2 separate regions of the Mus musculus genome follow, and region 2 is linked to region 1. The links are chromatin loops, found by intact Hi-C in ENCODE. Cell type or tissue: heart. All regions are shown on one strand. Links, peaks and the distances in the headings refer to the core of each region. The heading gives the core; the rest is flanking DNA.

Evidence for each region. Peaks named below come from ENCODE experiments on the same cell type or tissue, not always from the same donor. Only the 100,000 strongest peaks of a DNase experiment are listed, where the experiment ranks them.
Region 2: it touches region 1 in a loop (6-fold over the local background); 11 of 42 quality-filtered maps call a loop at or near these places.

Annotation. Positions count from the first base shown.
Region 1 is chr11:88,159,238-88,164,848 of GRCm38, reverse strand. The region is part of intron 1 of Cuedc1 (CUE domain containing 1); the gene reads right to left. Among named protein-coding and RNA genes, the nearest start is that of Mrps23, 42 kb to the left of the region's middle. In heart, for the core only: a CTCF peak has its summit at 2,569 (motif pointing right); DNase peaks (open chromatin) are centred at 2,628, 2,978, 3,558, 5,308 and 2 weaker places; H3K4me3 peaks cover 1,809 bases; H3K27ac peaks cover 3,867 bases.
Region 2 is chr11:88,059,555-88,065,165 of GRCm38, reverse strand. No RefSeq gene overlaps it. Among named protein-coding and RNA genes, the nearest start is that of Vezf1, 5.9 kb to the left of the region's middle. In heart, for the core only: a CTCF peak has its summit at 2,776 (motif pointing left); no DNase peak of the experiment used is centred there.

The DNA.
Region 1 (5,611 bases), core at 365-5,364:
CCCCAGTGTGGCTCAGCCAGCCTTGTCCAAGGTCAAAACAGCCAGCCTCCTGCCTTAGGAAGGCCTGTTCGTGAAGCTGATGGCCAGGTCTGCACCAGGGATAAGATAGCCTGAGGATCAGAGGGCTGGGCCCGCATGTGAGCCTAGGAGGGCTCACATGGATTGGGAAAGTGATTTCAGGGCTCAGCACCTCGTCTTCCTCTCTGGCAGAAGCAGTGTGTGTGAGAGAGAAATGCTGCGATGGAACTTATCTGGGTTCCTAGGATGGAGGAAGTCCCTGCTGGGACAGGCTGTGGTGGGCTGTTCTGAGGCCTTGGTACCTCATGCTATACCCGCTGAGGAAATCCTGTGGTTTTAATATCTTCTGCCAGCTGCATGCTAGCTCCTGGTCTTGCCTTTCCTCCAGACACTCCCTCTACACCACAACTATGCAACCTACTATGCTCTCTGCCCAGATGCCCACCAGTAGCTCTGACAGAATAGGTTGATCCAACCCTGCCTGTGTCTCCTGTCTATGCACCACCTCTGCCCGCTGAGGTCAAAGCCTGGAGACCATCTTTAAGAACGTATCCCTGGGCTGGAGAGATGGCTCAGTGGGTAAGAGCACCCGACTGCTCTTCCAAAGGTCCTGAGTTCAAATCCCAGCAACCACATGGTGGCTCACAACCATCCGTAACGAGATCTGACTCCCTCTTCTGGAGTGTCTGAGGACAGCTACAGTGTACTTACATATAATAAATAAATAAATCTTTTAAAAAAAAAAAAAAAAAGAACGTATCCCTTAGCCAGGCATGGTGGTGCACGCCTTTAATCCCAGCACTTGGGAGGCAGAGGCAGGAGGATTTCTGAGTTCGAGGCCAGCCTGGTCTACAGAGTGAGTTCCAGGACAGCCAGGGCTACACAGAGAAACCCTGTCTCAAAAAAACAAAACAAAACAAAACAAAAAGAACATATCCCTTACACCCTCCATTCAACCCACAACAATCCCCATCTTCCTTGCCTTTTAGACTGTCCCTCAGGATCTGGTGGCTTCTTGTCCTCTGCCACCTCCCTGTTTCCTTGTGGACTGCATGTTGTGGCCACATGTCTTTCCTTACCTCCAAAGTCCCTGGCTGTTAGTCCTTAGACCACATCCCAGAACTTCACCATGGTCTATAAGATCCTTTGTGTTCCTGCCTTCAAATGTGTCTGTATGGAGCCTAAGGACGCAGCTCAGTCAGTAGGGTGCCTGTGTGTCACGCAGGAGGCTCTGGGTTGAGTCCAGCACACTGCATAAGCCAGGTGTGGTGATGCACACGTGTGATCCCAACAATCAGGAAACGGAGGCAGGAGGAACACTTGCTTCAAGGCCATCCGCAGTTACATAGCAAATTCAAAGCCCGAGTGGGACACAAGCAAAAGAAGTACAGGTGTATGCCCACAGGTACACCCACAGAGACATGCAGACACACGTAGACACGTACTGACGTGGCTGCCGTTCATCCAGCCACCCTGAGCACTCTGTGCAGATCACTTGACCAACAAACCTACACTCTCCTTTGGGACCTTAAGCTCTCTCAGCACCTTGTCTCTCCTCCTTCTGGTCCCTGCCACATTGTCAGGGAGACTGCTCTATCAGCTCAGTCTGTCTTCCGGCATTCCTTGACCTTTGCCCTGCTTTGTCATCCTCTGTCACAAACATCATATACAGTGCACTTGCCAGTGACCATCTTCTACACTAGATCAGCATTTTTTAGGGCAGATTTGCCACATCCAGTGTGGAGCTCCCAGTGTCCACAAAGCACCCAGTACAGTCAGCCTGTGCTAACTAAGTGGACGAGCAGAGAAGCAACCGGTGGGGTAACACAGTAACCAACTATGGGTGTCCAAAGCCCAGCAGCCGTTTGGATCCCACAAGCTCTCTCTGACTGTCATCAGGGCCTTCTCTCCCTGCACACAATTCTGACGGCTACACAATCAGCCCCAGGGGTCAGGAGACAGTGCCTCTCCCACTGCCAATTTGACTGTATTTTTCCCCAAGCTAGAACAGGGTCAACCTAGAACTTGAGACCCCAGAAGGAGGTATGAAGCTGTGGGCCAGCACTTACTCTCTCCCTCTCCCTCTCCCTCTCCCCCTCTCTCCCTCTCTCTCCCTCTCCCTCTCCCTCTCCCTCTCCCTCTCCCTCTCCCTCTCCCTCTCCCTCTCCCTCTCCCTCTCCCTCTCCCTCTCTCCCTCTCTCCCTCCCTCTCCCTCTCCCTCTCCCTCTCCCTCTCCCTCTCCCTCTCCCTCTCCCTCTCCCTCTCTCCCTCTCTCCCTCCCTCTCCCTCTCCCTCTCCCTCTCCCTCTCCCTCTCTCCCTCTCTCCCTCCCTCTCCCTCTCCCTCTCCCTCTCCCTCTCCCTCTCCCTCTCCCTCTCCCTCTCCCTCTCCCTCTCTCATCTCCACCTACCCCAGACTTCCTCTCTGTCAGTGGATGAGGAGCGTTTGGAACATCTGGTCCACCTGCAATAGTCTTAAGGGACTCATTTCTTGCCTAAGAACCATGCATAGCCCAGTGACACCAACAGACCAGGCCACTAGGTGGTGTCCCAGGGCCCAGGCCACAGCGGCTCCTGGGAAAGGGCTAACCGCAGCTGCCCTCCCAGAACCTTGTTGTGCCCCATCCCCCACCCTTGGGACTGACGGGAGGACAGAAGAGCCACTGGATAGCACAGGCATCTCAGAAAGGGGTGGGGGTGGGGGTTGGGGTTGCAGTCAAGACACCACTTTCTGTGCTCTCTCCTCAGGAGATGGAATTAATCCACCCAAGGCATTTTATCCTCCAGTGCCTACCCGGACTGGGAATCCTGGGCAGCCAGTGCTGCGGCAGAGCCTCGAGACAAGCTATCAGACCTGAAGGGTGACATCTGTACCCTACCCATCTGGGAAGAGAAGGGGGGCCCAGGCTGACTGCTTCAGCAAGACTCCATGATACCAGGGCCAGAGGGGTCAGAATGAGGTCATGTGGCTAAGTCCCAGGGAAACCTTAAGTGGGTGACGCGGTGTGAACAGAGAAGCTGCTGGGCTCGGCAGCCGCCTCCTCATACAATTGTCACCTCGGACACCGTGGGGGTGGGTGCAGGGCAGTCTGCCGAGTTCTAAGGCATCAGAACTGAAGAGGCTCGAAAAGGGAGGAGGGAGAGGTGGATGAGCAAGAGGTAGAAGCTACGGTCTGTGTGTGTGTGTGTGTGTGTGTGTGTGTGTGTGTGTGTGTGTGTGTGTGTGTGTGTGTGTGTGTGTGTGTGTGTGTGTGTGTGTGTGTGTGCGCGCGCGCGCGCGCGCGCGCGCCCGCGCCCGAGCCGGCATGTGTGTGGCCAAGCACCCTGGGGAGGAGGGGCAGCGCTGACAGAGCCGCCTTGTCCTCCGGCCCCTGCACAGGCTTGTTTTCTTCACAAGCTATTAATGTCGCTGTAGCTTCAAAAGCCGGGTGACCTTTAAATGCCGAGCCTCCTGCTCCCGCCCAGGGCTCGGAAACGGCTTAATGGATACTCAGCCCCAACGGTCACAGCTGCTCGGACGACAACAAAGCCTGCCTCATTCCCAGAGCCCCCAGAACTGCAGGGCAGCTACACCTGTGCCCATTCTCTAACCCTGGCGCAGCAACCAGAGCAAGAGGCCAGGTTGGACATGGCGGGAGGAGGGAAACCCGAGGGAAAAACACTGTTGCCACGCCCTGTTGTGTGACCTGGGTTGGTCCCTTACCTCTGTTAGTCATCTCTTTTTCACGAGGATTTTTTTTTTGAAAGTGCTGGAGGGGATAAGGAGAAAGGGGCGGGGGAGTGGGGAGTAAAGGGGGCGGGGTGTGTCCTGTAGAGATGGCTAGGCAGTTAAGTGAGTTTGCTGCTCTTGTAGAGGACCAGAGTTCAGTCCCCAGCATCCATTAGCTGGCTCACAACCACTTGAAACTCCAGTTCAAGGGATCCAAAATCTTCGTCTGGTCTCTGTGAGCACCTGCATAAACATGGTATACACAGAGGTGCACACACATACACATAAAGAAAAATAAATTTAAAGAAGAAAAAAAAAAAGACGCCCAAACTCTCTGCTAGGAGGAGACATGGTTTCCAGTCTGGAGAGCTAGCAGGGTGAGAGGTTAGGCCATACCCAGGACTAGCGCATGGCACAACGCCTCTGTAACCCCTCCTTCTATCTAAGTGGATCTGCGCTGCTTCGTGAGGAGAACCTTGCCTGACTCTTCCTTCTCCTGCATCAACACAAGTGACCGAGTCTGTAGCCACATGTGTCTGAGGGTGAGGCACCAGGGCAAAGGACTCCAAAGGAAGTTAAGATCCCTCCCCCACGGGCAGATCTGGCCCTAGATCCTCAGCCAGCCCTTGGGCACCATCCTTCATCCCTGCCCTGACACTTAGCAGCCATAAAAGGAGCCCTGAGGAGTCCAGTCCCTCTTCCAACTTTGATGAAGCTCTGCAGACATTCATAACACAACCAGCTCCTGTGTTAAGCTCATGGGTGGTGGCTCATACCTGTAAGCACAGGATGAATGCTAAATGGGCTGATACTGGGAGAACCCAGGATCAAAACAGAAAACTAAAGTATGTGTGTGGGGTGGGTGCGTGCCTTTATTCCTTGCACAAAGGTACAAAGGCAGGAGGATCTTTGTGAGTTCAAGGCCACCCTGGTCTATATAGTAAAATCCTGTCTCATAAATAAATAAATAAGGCCAGTGAGGTAGCTCAGTGGGTATAGGCACCTGCCACCACCTCTAACATCCTGAGTCCCACCTCCAGGATCCACATGGTAGAAGTGAACTCATTTCTGCAGGTTGTCCTCTGACCTTCATATGTGTGCTTGAGTGAGCTTAAGCACACATACATACAGTACAAATAAATTCAATGTAATAACAGATACTATTATTTTTAAGGCCAGGTGTCATAGTTCACACCCTGCAATCCCAGCACCTGAGGTTGAATCAGGCAGACCTCTGTGAGTTCAAGGCCAGCCTGACCTACATAGTGAGTTGCAGGCCAGCCAGGGCTACATAGTGAGACCCCTGTCTCCAACAAATGATAACGGCATCGTAGCCACGATGACTGATGCCCACCGCCTGAGCCTCTCTCCTCACCAGGCACCGTGGCAAAGGGCCTCACGTGTATCAATGTTCTTTATGCTTTCTGCAGTCCTATGCAGTAAATGCTCCCCCACCCTCTCCAACGGTATAGACGGAAAAGTGAGCTACAGAGAGTGAAACACTTGCTCAAGGTCACATGGCTAAGTGGCCAAGCTGAAATCTGAACCCAAGCTGTCTGATTCCAGATTCAACACAGCATCCGTCAGGCTGGAGAGCCACTCTGTTCCCTGGCACAGACCACAGAACGGACAGAGAAGGAGCACACGGCAAAGATCGCCAGACTGGGGGCAGCACTGAATCCCAGGGCACAAACTAACCCTAAGGGAGCTGAGGAGGGCCGGAGAGGGGTCTTCCAGTTATGAAATAGTGTTCAAGTCCAGGGAGCAAGGTAAGAAAGGGCTGGCGGTAAAGTTATATCTAGAAGAACAGAAAGCTCACAAAACCCAGTTTTCTTACCAAGCTCCTATTCCCCTTCCCACCAAAGCTGTCAAGTTGCCTGAGTAAC
Region 2 (5,611 bases), core at 264-5,263, 100 kb after region 1:
TGAAAACTCAGTATGCAGACATTGAGCCAATCCATCAGTCCTCCAACTTACTCAGAAAGAGAGAAAGAGGCACGTTCTCTCTCATCATCTTGACAGAGGTAGAGACCCTGTCTAAGAAAGAAAAAAAAAAAAAAAAAAAAAAAAGAAAAAGGGAAAAAAAGGAAAAAAAAAAACCCTTCAAATTGTCGTTAGTAGGCCTCCTGTGTGTACTGAAGCACATATGCATACACATGCACTCATACACAACTATACACCAAGCAAAACAAAATCCCCAAATAACAATCACGCAGATTTGTCTGGAGTGGTGGCCCAGGCCTACAATCCCAGGGAAAGAGTATTGTTGAGTGTTTGAGACTAACTTGGGTGGCAGTGGGAGTACACCTCAGCTAGGGCTGCGTAAGGGGCAGAGAGAGGAGTACCAAGAAGTACTAGCCATAAAGAATGGTCACCCCTCAACACCAGCCTCAATCCGACCATGGGAGAAAGTGTAGCCCTGCCAGAAAAGAAAGGAAGGCTTGCCTGGAAGGACAGCAGAAGCACTCTCCTTCCCTTCTACTGGATAACCACGCTAAAGTGTCATTGCTAGTTGTCTGTTTTAACTGGCGAGGAAAACAATAAAGATTTCTTTGTTCCTGAACACCTATTTAAGTTCCTTGACAGCTGTAATAGTCACAAGGAACAAATCTACTCACATGTCTAGTAGAGTCCAGCTGGTATTTGAGAAACGTGATCAAAACACATTTTTTACAAAGGTCATGACCCAAGACTTCAAAAACTGAGTCTAAGCTCACATAAACACATCACCCTTTTTGACTGTCAAAAGTCAACAACATACCTATCAGTTTCACCAATAAAGCATTTATGTCAAAACGCTAGCTTCCATTTTATTCCTGGATGATGCAATGTCCACAAATAAGGGTTGGGAATGTAACTCAGTGGTAGAGCTCTTCTCTAAGCTAGGCAGTGGTGGCGCACGCCTTTGATACAAGCACTTGGGAGGCAGAGGCAGGTGAGTCTCTTGTTTGCAGCCAGCATACTTTACAGAGTGAGTTCTATGGCAGGTGGGGCTACACAGAGAAGCGCTATCTCAGACCCCCCGCCAAAAAAAAAAAAAAAGAGCACTTGCTTAGCATGTGATTAGCCCTAAATTTAATCCTAAGTAAGCAACAGTAAGCAAGAAGGAATACTGAACACAAGCAAAATAGCATAGGCCACAGCAGGAAAGAAACTAAGACAAGTCAAAAATATACTAAGTGAAATTCAATACATCTGGAAAACACATTCAGGCACCAACATTTCTCCTCTGGACACCTGCTCCTCACTGCCCTTAGACGCCCTAGGTCCCTAGAGCAATGGCTGACTTAACAGTCCTACAAACTGGTAGGACTGACTAAAACACAAAGCTTAGGCTCGGTTGTCATCAAAACTTTTAAAGTTGCTTAGAGGAGGAACCCTTCTCAGTGGCTATTGCTTCTACACCAAATATCCTGAGAATAAAGTGATATTAGCCAGTATTGTGTCACCAATCTAAAAATGCTATTCACATATAAAGATTTTTACTGATTGTAATGCCTCTCTAAATGTTTCTATATAAGTGGAATGAAAGCAAGCTTTTTAGTGAACAACCTTTACTTCAACAGTTCTCTTCAGTTTCTCTTCTACTGGGCCAATTAGATTTCCAATCTGCTGAGGTGGGTTGTCCCTCAATTTTTGGTAGTAAAAGAAACAGGAAATCACGAAACCAGTGTTGAGTGCAAGTTCGTTCTCTCTCTCTCTCCTCTCTCTCTCTCTCTCTCTCTCTCTCTCTCTCTCTCTCTCTCTCTCTCTGGGTTAAAGATGTGAACGGCAACAATCTAAGTCCTGAAGTGACATCAGAAGAGTAGTCAGATTAGGATCTGAAAGGCTATTCTGGTCTAGAAAACAAGCCAACGGACACAACAGAAGACCCGATAAACCTAAGATCTGGCTCAGTTTCCAGAAGTGGGAATTAATTCTATTAAGAATGTTTCTGGGGCTGGTGAGATGGCTCAGTGGGTAAGAGCACCCGACTGCTCTTCCGAAGGTCCGAAGTTCAAATCCCAGCAACCACATGGTGGCTCACAACCACCCGTAATGAGATCTGATGCCCTCTTCTGGTGCGTCTGAAGACAGCTACAGTGTACTTACATATAATAAATAAATAAATAAATAAATAAATAAATAAATAAATAAATAAATAAATAAATAAATCTTTGGGAAAAAAAAAAGAATGTTTCTGCTGGGGGTTGTGGCGCATGCCTTTAATCCCAACACTCAGGAGGCAGAGGCAAGCGGATTTCTGAGTTTGAGGCCAGCCTGGTCTACAAAGTGAGTTCCAGGACAGCCAGGGCTATACAGAGAAACCCTGTCTCGAAAACAAGCAAAACAAAAAACAAAAACAAAAACAAAAAAAAAAGAAAAACAAGAATGTTTCTGGGGGCCGGAGAGATGGCTTAGCGGTTAAGAACACTAACTGTTCTTCCAGAGGTCCTGAGTTCAATTCCCAGCAACCACATGGTGGCTCACAACCATCTGTAATGAAATCTGATGCCCTCTTCTGATGTGTCTGAAGACAGCTATAGTGTACTCATAAAATAAATGTACCTTAAAAAAAATGTTTCTGGGGCTGGAGAGGCAGCTCAGTGGTTAAGAGCTTTGTTCTTCCAGAGGTCCTGAGTTCAGTTCTCTGTAACCATGTGGTAGCTCACGACCATCTATGCCGGGATCTGATGCCCTCTTCTGGCATGCAGGCATACATGCAGATAGAGCACTCATAAAAATAAATCTTAAAAAAAAAAAAGTTTGACCATGAGTCTCTGAACTATAAGCTACTACATTTTGTTATACTGTTCAGTCATAAATATAATAAAAGGGCAGGTACAGGAGCTATTGCTACAGTGGCTGAAGCTGTACTCAGCATCCACCTCTCCCCATTCACTCTTTAAATTGTAATATGTACCTGCTGTTGTCAAAATATTTGACCCTTAGTTTGTGTACACATTGGCAACAGGCTCTCTGCTCAGTATGAAGAAATTCTAGGAGGGCAGGATAGCTTTTGACTCAATGAACTAGTTACTATGGTACACTGAGAAGACTAGCTAGTGCTTTTGAAGTACATATTGTCTCAAAGTATACAAAGCTCTTCTCAATTGACAAAAGTTAACTAGCTATCTAGTCTCAGGGCCTAATCTGGCCCTGCTTTTGTTTTATAATCTCTGTAGGGCCTTTCTTACCTTACAGCTGTTTCCTCTTTCCCTAACTTCCTTTCCCTTCCCACCTCTCCTTTGATTTTCTCCCCAATTTCATTCAGCACTGAAAGCATGGGGAACAGATGGTCGTCAACCCAAGGCAGTGCAAATGCTTCATGCGTTTTACGTGTGAAAGCCCACTGCTGGCTTTGTAATAATGTAATACATTATTTCTGCTTTTTTTTTTCCTTTGGTGTTTACTTTAGACAAGAATGTCACAATGTAGTTATGTTCCTTATATGAAAATTATTTCAGAACTATTTATTAAACTACATATAGTTTGGAATGGAAAACACCACTTAGTGGTACTTATGTGTTAGAATTAGTAACTTGGAGAAATTTGTCTATGACCACCTACATAGGTATACTTAATAAAACTAATGCTAACATCTGAGAAAGCTCCCACATATGTTCAATATACAACTCTTTCAATGAAAACAATTACTCTGCTCTCTTAAAAACTATATATAAGCTGGGCATGGTAGCACATGCATTTAATCCCAGCACTTGGGAAGCAAAGGCAGGCAGATCTCTGAGTCTGAAGCCAGCCTGGTCTACACAGTAAGTTCCAGGACAGGCAGGACTATATAGTAGACCCAGTCTTTAAACAAACAAACAAACAAAAGTTCCACAATCCATATGATCTGATATGACTAATCTTCTCATCAGAGAACTGTAAAAATTCAAGCTAACCTGACCAATGGTAAGATGGGAGGTTCATAGGTGGGAGAGATCCAACACTTCTTTAGCATAGATAAGGAATTTTGCTTGATCCCCAGAATTCAAAGAACAGGTGTATGTGTGTGTGTGTGTGTGGGTGCTCAGTAGGTAAGACACTGTTGTCACTAAGTTTGACAGTTTGACAGCCTGAGTCAGATCCCTAAGGCTCCCATTAAAAAGAGAAAATTCCCACTAGTTGTCCTCTGACTTTCCACATATACATATAATGTAATGTAATATAATGTACATATAATGTAATGTAATATAATGTAATAAAATTTTTAGCTAGGCCGTGGTGGCGCAAGCCTTTAATCTCAGCACTTGGGAGGCAGAGGCAGGCAGATTTCCGAGTTCGAGGCCAGCCTGGTCTATAGAGTGAGTTCCAGGACAGCCAGGGCTACACAGAGAAACCCTGTCTCAAAAAACAAACAAACAAACAAAAAATTTTTTTAATGGGCTGGAAAGGTGGCTCAGCAGCTGCTAAGAGCACTGGCTGCTCTTCAGAGGACTCAAGTTCAATTCCCAGATCCCACATCTTGCTCACAACTGTCTACAAACCCAGTGGCAGGGAATATGACAGACACCCTTCTGATCTCTTTAGGCACTAGGCATTCAAGCAATGCAGACATACAAGCAGGCAAAATATCCATATACATAAAATCAAATTTAAAACAAAACCAAAAACACTAACAATGTGTTGAAGTGTTCTGAGTTGGAGACACATTTAAGGGAACTCAAGAAGAGAAAGTGACATCATAAACCCAGCATTTCACAACAGCAGTATACTCATACAGCTTCAAGAGTCACCCAGCCCTCCAGATATCATTTAAAAAGAAATTGTTTAGACATAGTCCCCAATCAGGCCATGATCAGAATTCAAAATAGAAGGATGCATTGAACATTTTGAAAAGCTAGTCAGGGCATCTCAATGACAACCTTCCCAGTTGACATGAATTTTAATCAGTTGTAGGCTGTAGAATGCAAACATTTTGACTGCATACTGAAAATTGGCAAGTTTAGCATACCAACTTAACAACTCACCTATCTCAGCTGATAACAATTCAATTTGGGGATGGGCAATGGTGGCCCAGGCCTCCAATCCCAGCACTTGCTGAGGCAGGTAGATCTTTGTAACTTAGGAGACCAGCCTGTTCTACAGAGTTAGGTCTAGGACAGTCAGGCAGCCAAGGCTACACAGAGAAACTCTGTGGGTTTGCTTTTGTAGATCTCATATAAACTTTAATGTATACTCAGTCAATGTAGAAGCTGGAGCTCTAGCTCAGTTGGTAGAATGTTTGCTTGCTTAACATCTAAGAGTCCTGGTTCCACTCCCAGTACCACACAAACTGTCTCTAGTCCCTAGCACTTGAGGGGAGTAGGCAGAAAGATCAAAAGTCATTTTCAACTACATAGCAAATTTGAGATCAGGCTAGATAGCAGAAGACCCTATCACAAAAACAAAAACACCAAGTAGGGATCTTTTGATACTTACCACTGGCAGGTTCTTTGGCTTTTTTTTTTTTTTTAATATTCATGTATATGAGTGCTCTGTCTCCATGTACACCTGCATGCCAGAAGAGTGCAATAGATCCCATTGTAGATGGCTGTGAGCCACCATGTAGTTG